2 separate regions of the Homo sapiens genome follow, and region 2 is linked to region 1. Evidence: chromatin contacts called from ENCODE Hi-C or POLR2A ChIA-PET data. All regions are on one chromosome and are shown on one strand. The core of a region is the stretch at or near the end of the contact, and the rest is flanking DNA. Distances in the headings are between cores, read along the strand shown.

Region 1 (7,020 bases), core at 2,324-4,823:
AAGCCCTTCCACAAGCATGACCTAGTATGACCCTCCTAACAGTCCCGAGAGGTAAGGAGGCCAGGTAGCAACATCTCCTTTTTTTTTTTAGAAGGAATTTCGCTCTTGTTGCCCAAGCTGGAGTGCAATGGTGCAATCTTGGCTCACTGCAACCTCCACCTCCGGGGTTCAAGCAATTCTCCTGCCTCAGCCTCCCAAGTAGCTGGGATTATAGGCATGTGCCACCACACCTGGCTAATTTTTTGTATTTTTAGTAGAAATGGGGTTTCACCATGTTAGCCAGCATGAGTGGAAGAGTGAATTCTATCATGGCTGAGATGTGAAGGAGGATAGTGTGAACCTGGGCCTTGAAAGGCCAGGTAGGTCACAGCTCCTACACATCCTGGCCTGGGCCAAGGCCTCTTCTTTGCCAGGGAAACCTGGCAAGTGGAGGCTTCACTCAGCACTAAGATGGAGAGGTGTTGAGGGAAAATATACCCACAAATAATAATCAAGCATTTATGCAGCATTTAGTATTTCCACACCACCAACTAATAATCACTGTATCATTGCAATCCTCTTGGGTCAAAGCAAACGTGTGGGGTCAGTGAGTTGTCCAGACCCCATTTTATAGATGAGGAAATAGGTTGGGGAAATTAATCATCTTGTGGTTTAAGGAAGTCAGCAACATAGAAGGACATCATGGTCCTTATGTTGAATCTGGTCATCTAAACAGAGAGGCTCAGCCGAAACACAAGGCAGCAAAAGAATATGCATGTGTGTGCGCATGCAAGCATATATGAAACAAACTGCTTCTCACGATACAATCAAAACGATATCTATTTGGTATTTCCTAGACTAAAAATTCGCTGGGTCCCACATCATGGCCCATGACCATGTTTGGGTCAAACAAAAAGAAAGAACTGGCCTGGCCGGCTGTGGTGGCTCACGTCTGTAATCCTAGCACTTTGGGAGGCTGAGGCAGGTGGATTGCCTGAGCTCATGAGTTCAAGACCAGCCCGGGGAACACGGTGAAACCCCGTCTCTACTAAAAATACAAAAAATTAGCCGGGCGTGGCAGTGTGCACCTGTAATCCCAGCTACTCGGGAGGCTGAGGCAGGAGAATTGCTTGAACCTGGGAGACGGAGGTTGTAGTGAGCCGAGATTGCGCCATTGCACTCCAGCCTGGGTGACAGAGCGAGATTCCATTGAAAGGAAGGAAGGAAGGAAGGAAGGAAGGAAGGAAGGAAGGAAGGAAGGAAGGAAGGAAGGAGGGAGGGAGGGAAAGGAGAGAGAAAGAAAAAAAAGAAAGAACTGGCCAGGCGCGGTGGCTCACGCCTGTAATCCCAGCAGCACTTTGGGAGGCCAAGGTGGGCAGATCACTTGAGGTCAGGAGTTCAAGACTAGCTTGGCCAATACGGCAAAACCCTGTCTCTACTAAAAATACAAAAATTAGCCAGACGTTGTGGCAGGCGCCTGTATTCCCAGCCACTTGGGAGGCTGAGGCAGGAGAATCACTTGAACCTGAGAGGTGGAAGTTGCAGTGAGCCAAGATCCTGCCACTACACTCCAGCCTGGGTGACAGAGCAAGACTCTGTCTCAAAAAAAAAAAAAAAAAAAAATTCTAAGACTGGGAGATGGAGAAGGACATGGAAATTTGGAGGTTATAACTGATGCCCTTGGACAGAATCATAAAATGGGTTCATATGCTAGAATCAAATCTAGGCACTTAGATATTCTGTCATCTTTCACCTTCCTCCCCTCTTCTTCATCCACACTGAGAAAATGCCCTCAGTCACCTCTTCCAGCTTTTCAGGTCATCTTCAATGTACAGTGTAAATATTATCTCGTTATTCCTCTTTCAGTGTAACCCAGATATATTGGCTCTCAGAGACCAAGACATGCTATATTCCTGGAAACATAAAGAGAGATGATAGAATTAGAAGGGATGTTTGATGGTCTAAAATGGATCTTATATCCGACTTTCAAATATTCCCTGGCAGTGTCAGGACAGAAGGGAGACTAGCCTAGCAATTTAATATATTTACTGGGTAAATAGTAAGCACTTGCAGTCCCTGACTTAATCAGAATGAAGTTCATTACGATAAAGAGCTGTGCCCTTTGGTCCTGTTTGCATTAAGCAGGCTCTTAATTTCATTTAATTTCACTACATCTCTGAAGGAAATTATAGGCTATAAGGCTAGCCAAAGAGTCGGAGGGGAGGACAGATAGCAAGCATATCCACCAGAGGAGATAGAGGAAAGGAGGTAGTGGGCTAAGATTAGAGCATAGAGGACAGAGATTCCCCTTATCAACCCCAATCTATGAAACTAATTTTACTTTCTTGTTTTTAACTTGACGTTTGTATCAGTCTCTCTCTTTCTCTCTGGGTTTTAGAAACATGTTATCAGGTCATCTAAACCTTTTATGAAACATTTCAGACTTGTACGTGCATGAGCTGGTGAAGATTTATTATATTTGACACCATAACTACAGATTTTAAGGCATTCTTTTAAGCGCAACTTGACTGAAACCCCTGAGGCTAGATCGCTATCTTTTGCCAGATGTTAACTTGGTTTCACTGATGGAAACCCAGGGTAAGGTTAAAACTGTTTCTGGACACATTCGTACCTTGGAATGTTTAACTCCATCAGTATATTAGTATTAGATATCAAGAAACCTGGGCTCTTGATCTGTGTTCATCTCTGTCTTCAATTTCTTTCTGTTTCTATTGGAGAAATCAAATGGTCCCCCCGATTTGAATTAAAACAGGCGGAGAGGAAAGAATAAGATCCAATGAGCCCATAAATAGAAGTACCCACCCAGGTCCTTTGGGATTCTTTGGTATCTATTCAGGTTACAAGAAATCTGCCCATCTCTGGGTGGGAATACGGATAAATGATGTCATTCAACAGAATTAGGACCAGACGGGGAAATGTATCCAAATCCTGCAGGGGGTAGCACTGAATGCAGGCTTTAGATATGGAAAGGCCTCCGAGTGCTCTCAAGCATAAACAAGAGTAACCGTGAAGGCAACACAGTTTCTGGGATGTGACTGAGAGGGTAACGGCACTTCTGAGATGTGCTGGGGGGTGGGAGCAGGGGTTATAACACCAAATATTGGGTTGTGACAGACGCCGGGCATGAGGGCCATAATTCCCACAATGGACTAGAGCACAGTGGAACTATGTCATCTGCTGGGCTGTAATCGGTAGGAGCAAGCTGCACGTTCAGCACGTTTTCTCCTGGATCCCATCCTTGGCGACCGATCTAGACCTCAGCCTCCAGGATCTGTTAGAGAAATAAACAAGTGGGAGACAACAACCAAAACAGCAACACAGTCGAGCGGGCGCGGGAGACGAAGCTCCGCCTTTGGAAGCCTCGGGCCAATCAGAAGCCTGTTGCTGGGGCCCGGTGTTTGGCCGCCTGACGTTCCCATGGAGACGGAAGAACGTTACACACCAAACACTGGCGACGTTGACGTCTATGCATTATATCCATGGAGACGACAGAGTAAACGTCATCCCCCCACACTTCCCCGCCTCCCTTAGCGCCAGGGGCTGAGGGAGCGACGCAGGCGTCGCCGTCACGTGCTGGACGCCAGGAGCGAAGCCCGGTGGGCGGGGCCTGTTGCTATGACTGCAGCTGCGGCTGTTTGGAGCTGCAATTAGAAAGTGCTGAGGTGGCAGTGGAGCCAGAACCGATTCTGGAACAGCTTCTCCCGCCCCCGGGCCAGAGAGGGTTCCCCAGCCCCTGGAAAGCCAGGACACCCCCTAGGCTGTCCCAGCACGCCTCAGCCTCAGGTCCTGAGCCAACATCTCTCTGCGCTGCCTGTGAATCCAGACTGTGACTCCAGACTGAGGGCCAAACCGAGACCACTCCCTCCACCGTCAGTTGGCCATAATTGTCAGGGTGACCTCCCCGACCGACCGTCTCCACCGACCGTCTCCTCCAGACAGCAGCCCACAGAACAGCCACCGACCAAACTGCCTTGCCCATGAGACAGGAGCAAAACCAGCTTAGAAAACTTTCCCACTGTTGGAGTAAAACCCAGAATTCTCCCAGAAAGGAGAAGCATAAGGAACTTTGAATTTATCTTTTATACTTTAAAAGCAGCAGAACTTGAGACATTCATTCCTCGGAGCTTTGTTGAAGAATTGAGGAAGGGGTGCTTAATAATCCCATTCAAGAATAGTTCCTCTGGAAGGGAGAGAAAACTCAGAAATCCCTGAGTACTGTGATACTCCAAAATGGGAAGGCCTGGAAAAACCTAGGTCATTAAAAACTGAAGCTTAAATTTCTACATTGCTTAATTTTGTCTCAACTGCACAAGCCAACAGAGTGTGAGAAATCTCTCTGCGTGCCAGCCTCCCTTTTCGTCACACAACTCTGGAAACAGTTATAGGAAGATTGCAGCAACAAATTGTAAACAAAACCAGGTCAAGAAACAGAGGAGAGGGCCAGGCAGGGTGGCTCAGGCCTATAATCCCAGCACTTTGGGCAGCTGAGGCAGGTGGATCACCTGAAGTCAGGAGTTCAAGACCAGCCTGGGCAACATGGCGAAACCTCCTCTCTAATTAAAAAATAAAAAATAAAAATAAAAATTAGCCAGGCTTGGTGGCGGGCGCCTGTAATCCCAGCTACTCGGGAGGGTGAGGCAGGAGGATCGCTTGAAACCAGGAGGCGGAGGTTGCAGTGAGTCAAGATCGCGCCACTGCACACTCCAGCCTGGGCGACAGAGCGAGACTCTGTCTCAAAAAAAAAGAAGAAAGAAACAGGAGTGAAAAGTTGAGATGACCATGTGAAGCCAGCCAACCTGAACAAAATGTAACTTTTGAATGATAAGGCACAGCTGAGCGGCCCAGACTTTGAATTTTCTCCAAATATCATGATCTTCCATCCTGGCTGAATTTAAATGGTGTCTTTTGTATTTGGGGGAAAGCAGAGGGGATATTATTTGCTGGAATTAAAAGCAAGCCATTTGGGTGAGCACATAGTCTGTTGCAGATGGTGGAGGCATAAAGAGGGATTTCATGTAAATGAATGGCATTCGGAGTTGGCCTGGGCTTTCTGCATTCCTCCACCAACACATATCCAATCCCATTGTCTATCTCTGAGAAATCAGCACCTCAGGGTCCCTTCCCTGTTACTCCATAGTAGCCCTCCCTGGGCCCCCATTCAGATATTTTGCCACCTGTCCACAGAGCATATCCGTTGCCTTTCAACATTCCCTTGCTCCATCCTCTGACCTACCTATTACTCACTTCCCCGACATCCTTCCCTAAACACTTCTTGACTCCCTTCCCACTCAATTGCCACTCCCCAGGATTTTACCCAGTTGATCATTGCTCCCCAAACCCTTGCCCCATCCACTCATCCCCACCATAAAGTTTTTCATGTCTGGTCCTTACTTAATAGAAGACAGTAGCTTATTGGAACTTCTGTCCAGTTCCAAGCAGAGGAAGAAGGGCACAGTGAGTGGAACAAAGCCATGATCAGCCCTTCAGGAAAAAAAAACCCTGGCCGGGCACAGTGGCTCACGCCTGTAATCCCATCACTTTGGGAGGCAGGCGAATCACTTGAAGCCAGGAGTTCGAGACCAGCCTGGCCAACATGGTGAAACCCTGTCTCCTAAAAATACAAAAGTTAGCCAGGTGTGGTAGTGCAGGCCTGTAGTCCCAGCTACTCAGGAGGCTGAGGCAGGAGAATTGCTTGAGCCTGGAAGGCAGAGATTGCAGTGAGCCAAGATCCCACCACTGCCCTCCAGGCTGGGCGACAGACTCTGACTCAAAAAAAGAAAAAAAAAAAAGGAGAAAAGAAAAAAGAAAAAAATATTGGCCGGGCGCAGTGGCTTACGCCTGTAATCCCAACACTTTGCGAGGCTGAGGCGGGTGGATCACCTAAGGTCAGGAGTTCGAGACCAGCCTGGCCAACATAGTGAAAACCCGTCTCTACTAAAAATACAAAAAATTTAGCCGGGCGTGGTGGCGCACACCTGTAATCCCAGCTACTTAAGAGGCTGAGGTAGGAGAATCACTTGAACCTGGGAGGCCGAGGTTGCAGTGAGCCGAGATTGCGCCACTGTACTCCATCCTGGGCAACAAAGTGAGACTCAGTCTCAAAAATAAATAAATAAATAAAAATAAAAACAAAAACCCAGATAGTAGTTGAGATTCATGCTATATATCCAACCATAATGCAGATTCTGCTTATTACAGGATTATGGGCAAGGTAGCAATTTACTAATTCTGGTATTTTCAGGGAAGAAATGACAATTTCTACTTTTTTCTGTCAACGAATGGTTAAGCTAGACTTCTCTTTTCTAAACTCCACCTAGAGCATAAAAGCAGCTGGAAAAGAGAGAAACTTCAAATTCAGGTTAATGAGAAAGCCTGATTTATGGGTAGATTAGATTGAATCAGTTTTTGACATGGAAATGAAGTGGTTTGTGTTTTGTTTCAGATGGGAAAGCACTGATGCAATTTACCTCTAGGCACAGAAATAACCCATTTTAGGCCTGGCATGGTAGCTCTTGCCTGTAATCCCAGTACTTTGGGAGGCTAAGGCAGGCGGATCACCTGAGGTCAGGAGTTCGAGACCAGCCTGACCAACATGGTGAAACCCCGTCTCTACTAAAAATACAAAATTAGCCAAGCATGGTGGCGCATGCCTGTAATCCCAGCTACTAGGGAGGCTGAGGCAGGAGAATCACTTGAACCCGGGAGGCAGAGGTTGCGGTGAGCCAAGATCATGCCGTTGCACTCCAGCCTGGGCAACAAGAGCGAAACTGTCTCAAAAATAAAAAATAAAAATAACCCATCTTGTCATCTAGAAAAGAAGTGGAACAGCAGTCCTTCTTATCTCCCTACTTGAAACGCAGAGTTAAGTTCGAATAAGATGGTCGTATTTACTTTGCCATTCTCTCTCTTGAGGTCTCTCTTTCAGTCCTTCAGGCTAATCAAGGACCCAGCAAGCCACTGACACAGTGTATGAGAAGGAGAAAATAAAGGCAAGATTTATCTAATACTTTTGATATGCTA
Region 2 (7,020 bases), core at 2,381-4,880, 140 kb before region 1:
CTGGAGGACCAGGGTTGAGGCCATATAGCCAAAAACAGTGCCCAAAATCATAAAATCACATGGCAGAACCTGTTCAGTAAGGAGCCACCACTGCCACCAAGCACTGGGCACCTCATCTTGCCTCACACATGCCCCTGGTACTGAACACCGGGGGCAACCACTGCTGCCCAGGTCTCGAGCCTATTGCTGAGGCTGCCTGGACCAGAGAGCCTGCCCTTCGTGGAGCCTGGTTACAGGCTGTGACCTAGCTACAAGAGAGTCTGGGAAGACAAATGTGTTATTTTGGCTTGAGTTCTATCTATTTAGATAGAAGACTCAAAATAATTATGGTCTAAACAACATAGAACTTTATTTTTTGGCCAGGCATGGCGGCTCACATCTGTAATCCCAGCACCCTGGGAGGCCAAGGCAGGTGGATCACTTGAGCCCAGGAGCTTGAGATCAGCCTAGGCAACACGGCAAGACCCTATCTTTGCAAAAATACAAAAATTAGCCAGGTGTGGTGGTGCACGCCTGTAGTCCCAGCTACTCAAGAGGCTGGGGTGGGAGGATCACTTGAGCCTGGGAGATCGAGGCTGCAGTGAGTTATGATCACGCCACCACACTCCAGCCTAGGCAAAAAAGCGAGACCCCTTTCTCAAAAAAAAAAAAAAAAAAAAAAGAAAGAGTTTTTTTTTTTCTCTATGTAAAAAAGTTTGAAGGCAAACAAAGTTGGAGCGAGACCACTCTGGAGCTCCTTCTGCACTGCCTTTGCACACTGCCTTATGGACCAATAAGGCTGCTTGGGAGCCTGCCATCAAGTCCACATTCCAGATATCAGGAAGGAGAAAAGGGTAAGAAGCAGGCCCCCTCCCTCCCTTTACAACCACTTCCTGGAAATTGCCCATATCACTTCTGTCTCAATGGTTGAAACTTGGTCGCTTGGCAACATCTGGCAGAAAAGAGTCTGGGAAATGTAGTCTTTGGCCCAGGCAGCCATGTGCCCAGCTAAACATTGAGGGTTCTCTTATTAAAGGAGAAGGGGAGAGTGGACATCTGGGGAAGCCACTGGTAGTGTTGGCCACGACAAGTTCTTAGCAATGTTTGCTTTGTGTTCTGGGATGTGAGCTCTGTTCCCCACCATGGCTCAGAAAAGTGTGTGTGTGTGAGTGGGATACTCCCCAAACACAGAAAGGGGGTTCAGAAGCTAGACCACATATATATATATGTGTGTGTGTGTGTGTGAAAATAAATTGAGAACACAAAATGGCCACTACCATTTCTTCTACTCAGTGGTAGGCTGATTTACAGACTCACACAGGATGAGAGCATTCAAATGAAGGCATTTGGCAGAGAAAGACTGGAACATGGAGCAGAAGAGATTTGGAAATAGAGTCGTTTCCATCACGCAAATCTTCATTTTATCACAGGTTTGTGGGACCAGGGCAAGAATTCAAACAACAATTCACATACCATGTATCTAAATATTTAAAAGCTATAAGTCAAGATAAGAAATTATTCAATAAAACCTGTCTTCTTCTCCTGTCTTCACAAATGAACCTCCATAACATTCTGGAAGGCCAGGTATGACTTTAGAATCCTCAGACTCTTCAGACCAGAATGCAGCAGCAGAAGGAAAGGCAGCCCCGCTCAGGGCCTGCCTGCCGTTTGTTCCAACCCTCAGCCAGGGCCCCTTCTCAAGTGCACATGCTTGACACCAGCCTGCACCTCCGGGTTCTGCCCACTGCCCAGTCCCAAGCAGCTATCCCTTGGCCACTGGCTGCACAGGCTACCTTGAGAGGGTGGACCATGGAAACAGGCCCACCCAGAACCTGGAAGTGGGCTTGGGCCATTCGGGCAGAGATTCTGGGGTCCTGAGTATGGAGCATGGGCTGGAAGGGGTGGGTGTGGGCATAGACTCTGTCTGGGCATCACCCTCAGCCCTGAGGACCCCCTCGCCCCAGGGACAAAGGGAGGCCTGCGGGGAAGGGATCTCCAAAGGGCAGGGCTTGCCTGGTCTCAGAGTGGTACTGGGTCACTTTGTCACACTGACTGGGCAGGCTTGTCCATAAAGTGAATTGAGAATAACTGGAAGCTTTTTTGAGAGTTTTCCCTATTCCATCTGGGATCTAAAGATTGCCCCTGGATTACTGACGATGCGAGAGGGATTTCTTTAGCCATGACTCTATGTTGGGGGAGATTCAGCACTAAGTACATTTCTCTTCATCTCTGGAAACAAATCCAAACTATAAAACCAAAACCAAAATAGAACAACGAAAAACAAATCCCTCTTCCTTCCCTTGACACACTCAGCCCATTTCTCTGTCGGTTTCCTTCAGCTCTGACACCCTCCAATCAGGCTCTCTCCCATCGTTCTTCTGCCTTTCCGTGCTCACTTTCCTCCCCCCGCCCTTCTTCCCTGGCTCCTGTCTTAATCCCTGCCATAGCGACAGGGAAAAAAACAACATAACACTGGGGCAGATGAGAGCTGAGTTTCAGAGCCCTACTGAGGAGCGCAGGCTAGCGGGGAACCAGGAGTTTCCATAACGAAACTGACAAGAGGAAAACCTTGAAATCTTGGAGGAGTAATGAGGAAAACCTTGGGGTTAGAGAAAGAAGAGGCCTTCCAAAAGCCCAGAGGAGGCCGAGATAAAAAGAACAAGGAAGGGCCAGGCGCAGTGGCTCACGCCTGTAATCTCAGCACTTTGGTAGGCCGAGGTGGGTGGATCATGAGGTCAGGAGTTTGAGACCAGCCTGGCCAACATGGCAAAACCCCATCTCTACTAAAAATACAGAAATTATCTGGGCGTGGTGGCATGCGCCTGTAGTCCCAGCTACTCAGGAGGCTGAGGCAGGAGAATCACTTGAACCTGGGAGGCGGAAGTTGCAATGAGATGAGATCATGCTGCTGCACTCCAGCCTGGGTGACAGAGTGAGACTCCATCTCAAAAAAACAAAAACAAAAAAGAACAAGGAGGAAGGGCTTTGGAAAGTTGGTAAAAGGTTAATCTATTTGCCCTCCATGCCACTTAGCCCCTGACCATCCCAAAACACAGAAGTCAACATCCTTGGGATGAATTATGAGCAGAGGGAGAAATTCCAGGGCAGGGGAGCAGACATCAGGAAAACTGAGATCCTTCTTCTGAAAGGACATAAAAAGTTAATATTTTTGTAAATTGGAACCCAAGCATTTCAGGCCTGGTGGGATGATAAGGGGTTAAAGCTTCCACGGAGCAAACCTAAAGTAGCTTGGAAGGGTGTGGCCCCCAATTTGATTTATTTTAGAAGCATGGAAAGCCAATGAATGTGCTTCTGGCCACAAGACAGGACAGGTGAGAAAAAAGAAAGGAAAGAGGCCTGGTTTGTGTTTCCTGGAAAGGGAGTGTCGTTACAGCTCTCCTGGGGAGCACACACACGCCTCTCGTAAATGTATATGAGCCCTGATTAGTTGGCTCCTGCTCACCACCCTAGCATGTTCCCAGTGGCTGGCTCCCTGGCGTTCTGGCACTCAGGGCTGCCAACACCTGCCAACAACAAGGAAGCTGGGTATTGGGGCTGCAGCTTTTGGAAGCTGCTTATGAAACAGATGACTAAGCCCTGGGGGCAGGGGGAGGGTGCAGCTCATGCCTAGCTCAGCGAGAACTCAATCCAAGTCAGCCTTGACCCGGTGCCAACCATGTGCCAGGCTAGTCCCTGGGGATGTGAAGATGACGAGGCATGGTCCCTGCTCCAAAGGACCAGGCATGCCCATAAAGAATTGTAATCAGAGGCATGAATCTGCAGAAGAGGAGAATACAGGGTTTGGCAGTGGACATGATTTCCCAGGGGGACAGTGATAGAGGCAAAAGAAGGGGGAAGGGGAGTTTCTCCATTCATGTAGTCAGGCTAAGAGTTTTAGCCTCTTCCTAAAGCACACACCCTCTTCCTCATGCCCTCTTAATCCAGTTAGTCTGGCTTCTGTCACCCAAGTGGCTCTCAGACTCTTTCCTCTTCTCCTGTCTTGGCTCAGGTCCTCATTTCTGGCTTTGGCCCAGGCTCTTTGCACTCAGCACTGCAGACAACTTCCTACAATTCAGGTCCAGTGGGCTTGCCCCCCTCCTTGAAGCTGTCTATTGTTTCCCATTGCCCCAGAATAAAAGCTAAGCCCCAAGGTCCTTCACATTGCAGCCCCAAGCTGCCTAAAGCCGAGGGCTCAAGGAGGCTTCAGTGTAGGTTTGACTCAATAGCACCACAATGTCATCAAAACCCCTTCTTCTTCTTGGTGTTTTCCTCTCTGCCCTCCATGGTGTTGTCTTCATGCTCAGGCAGGCTTTTCTCATGGTGAGAAAACGGCTGCCACAATTCCTGTTTTCACACCTATGCTCCATGCTGTATAGAAGGAGAAAGGGAGAGAGCTTCTTTCCCTGAACCTGCCAGCAAAGTCTTCTCCAGTCTCTCAGGTCAGAATTGGGTCATTTGCCCATCTGCAGGCAAGAAGGGATTTTGCTGATTAGTCTATACTGGGGCTATTTACCCCAAGCCTAGGCCAGGGTGGAGTCGACTTCCTCCAAAAAATATGGGAAGTGTAGGGAGGGTGGATACCCCAAGGAAAATGGGGTAGTTACTGAGAGAGAATGGATGCTGAAGAGGCCACCCTTCCAGCATCTCCTCCCGACAAGCCCCACCCAGCTACTTCTTTTTCCCAAACACGTCATGTTCTTTGGTGTCTCCCAAGCCTTTGCACATGCCTTCCCTTCACCTGGGATGGCTTTTCATTCCTCTTGCTCAGTGAATGCCTACTCATTTCTCAAATGCTTGCCCATCACTTTCCCTATTCTTTAGATACTGCAGTCAACTTAAGGACAGGTTCTTATTCACTCCTAGCATAATGCAATACCTGGCAAAAAGTAGGTGCTCAATAAATGTTTATCAAGTTAATGAACACTGCTGATGAGACAATAGCAAATCCCAAGTTCACAACAAAGAGCTAGTATGTCTTCAAAATCTCTTCCCAACATCTAAAATGTAACAAATATAAGTAGAATTGTAGTGTATAAAGCTAGGATGGGTTCAGGTAAAGAAATGTTGAGGGGCCAGAGTTTGTCCAAGCATCTCTAGCATCATCCCAGAAAAAGGGCTCCCTCCCAGGCTGGCAGGAATGTTTTAGTTCTCCTGGCAGGTTTGTAGGTCCTGAAATGGAAAGGGACCTATCAGGCTCTCATAGTCCGATCCATTAATCTTCTAACCATTTAGACTAGCCTACTGGGAAGAGATTGAAATGGTCAGCCAACTCAGGCACTCTCATCTGGCTGACAATTATAGTCTTACTGTTCTTGAATAACTTGGCCTTCTGGTTTACCAGAGAATCTGCATTTCATTAGCATGGTTTGGTCTCTGAGACCAACACTATCAGTTGCTTCCTCGCTATTTTCTTCCTTAGTCACAGAATCCCTGAATTTTAGCCAGCGACTTGGTCACCTAGAACACAGAGTACATTTCTCAGCCTCCCTTGCAGCTAGATAGGGCCATATGACTAAATCCCGACAAATGGATGTAAATAAAAGTAATATGTGTGTAACTTTTTGGAAGTGCCATGAAAAGGTGGTAGTGTGTCCTTCTTCCCTTTTCCTTTTCTGCAGGCTGGAAGGTGGTCGCACTGGCTGGAGCTGGAGCAGTCATCTTGGACTGTTGTGGAATTTGGAAATATAGCCCATGCATGGTGGACCAACAGATAGAAGGAACTTGGGTTAAATATTGCACAAAGAGCCATATCAGTAGCCCTCAAGACCTACCTAAGCATTTACATAAGAGAAATGCATTTCTCTCTCTCTCTCTCTCTTTTTTTTTTTTTTTTTTTTTTAGAGATGACGTCTCGCTTGTCTCTTAAAGTTGGGCAACATAACAAGATACCATTTCTAAAAAAAAAAATTAGCTGGCACAGTGATGTGTACCCATAGTCCAAGGTACTTGGGAGACTGAGGTGGGAGGATCACCTGAAGCCAGGAGGTTGAGGCTGCAATGAGCTATGATCACGCCACTGTACTCCAGCCTGGGCAACAGAGCAAGACTCTGTCTCTCTTAAAAAAATTATATTAATTACATGTTGAAATAATAATGGTTTAGCTATATTGGGTTAACATATGCTTTTTACTTTTTAAAATGTTACTACTAGAAAATTTTAAGTTACATTTATGGCTCACACTATATTTCTGTTGGACAGTGCTTCCCTGGGCCTTGTCCCCTCTGTCTGAACTGATAATATCAGATTACTGAGCCATGTAAAGCTGAGAGATGATTAGAAACTGAGCTCACACTCACCCACCAAGGTCTAGACTCTAACTCTGCCTCTGGCTCTGTCTGTCTGTCTGTCTGTCTTTTGCTCACTGGAATCTCTCACCTTATTTGTTAAATTACCTTATCTGCAACCAGAATAGGTATAAAGCTCAGCACAGAGCATGGGTCAGCCCAGAAGGAATGAGAACAGGAATCAGGAGGTGCTCAGGAAGTCTGAAAGGAATGTCTCTGGGATCCAGGCTTCAGTACCTAGCTAAGGCAGCAGACCACCCACAGGTACATGATCACTTTTATCAGCAGCAGAGAACCACATTTCAGCCATACCAAGCCTTCTTGAAAGGCTTCAGAGAGGGGTTTTGTATTTGGACCTCCAGGAGAAATACAATACATACACTTTCAAATTGTCCATTGATCTGAAGGAGAAAAAGGAGAATGTCCACCTGCTTGGGGTGCAGTTCTCCGTGAAGATTTTCCGATAGGGCTGTGTTAACCCATGCCTTAGTCAGCAGAAGCCATCTTGAACTTGTTCAGGCAATACCAAAGAAAGCTTCCTGGAAGAATCCTGGGATATCCATGGAAGCCAGGGCCAGCAGGCTTTCTCCAGGAATAGAAGCCCAAGAACTGGAAAGGCACTGGGAACCAGGCAGTATCTCTGCATTTTGAATCTGCAGCTCTGTTTTTTTCTCCTCTCTGCAAACCAAGCTGCTTTTCTTCTCAGTCCCCCAACCTCACCCCACCTACACACTCACACATGCACTTTCTTTCTTT

The links. Hi-C counts contacts between places; a loop is a spot of excess contacts on that map. ChIA-PET counts read pairs that join two places held with the same protein, here RNA polymerase II (POLR2A). Pooled maps may share reads with other maps.
Region 2: a loop to region 1 is called in a pooled map, with 2.2 times the contacts of the local background. The contact joins two enhancer-like sites. A Hi-C loop is called at or near these places in 4 of 50 pooled maps. POLR2A ChIA-PET finds 5 or more read pairs at or near these places in 2 of 52 experiments (H1 and WTC11).

What each region holds. Positions count from the first base shown.
Region 1 is chr14:75,255,629-75,262,648 of GRCh38, reverse strand. No RefSeq gene overlaps it. Among named protein-coding and RNA genes, the nearest start is that of FOS, 20 kb to the left of the region's middle. RefSeq lists enhancers at 3,088-3,347, 3,528-4,506, 2,354-4,928, 5,206-5,705, 5,600-5,769. Within about 2 kb of position 3,573, at least 37 of the 41 ENCODE cell types and tissues checked have a DNase peak (open chromatin) inside an H3K27ac peak, as active enhancers do.
Region 2 is chr14:75,396,986-75,404,005 of GRCh38, reverse strand. No RefSeq gene overlaps it. Among named protein-coding and RNA genes, the nearest start is that of JDP2-AS1, 27 kb to the left of the region's middle. Within about 2 kb of position 3,630, at least 26 of the 41 ENCODE cell types and tissues checked have a DNase peak (open chromatin) inside an H3K27ac peak, as active enhancers do.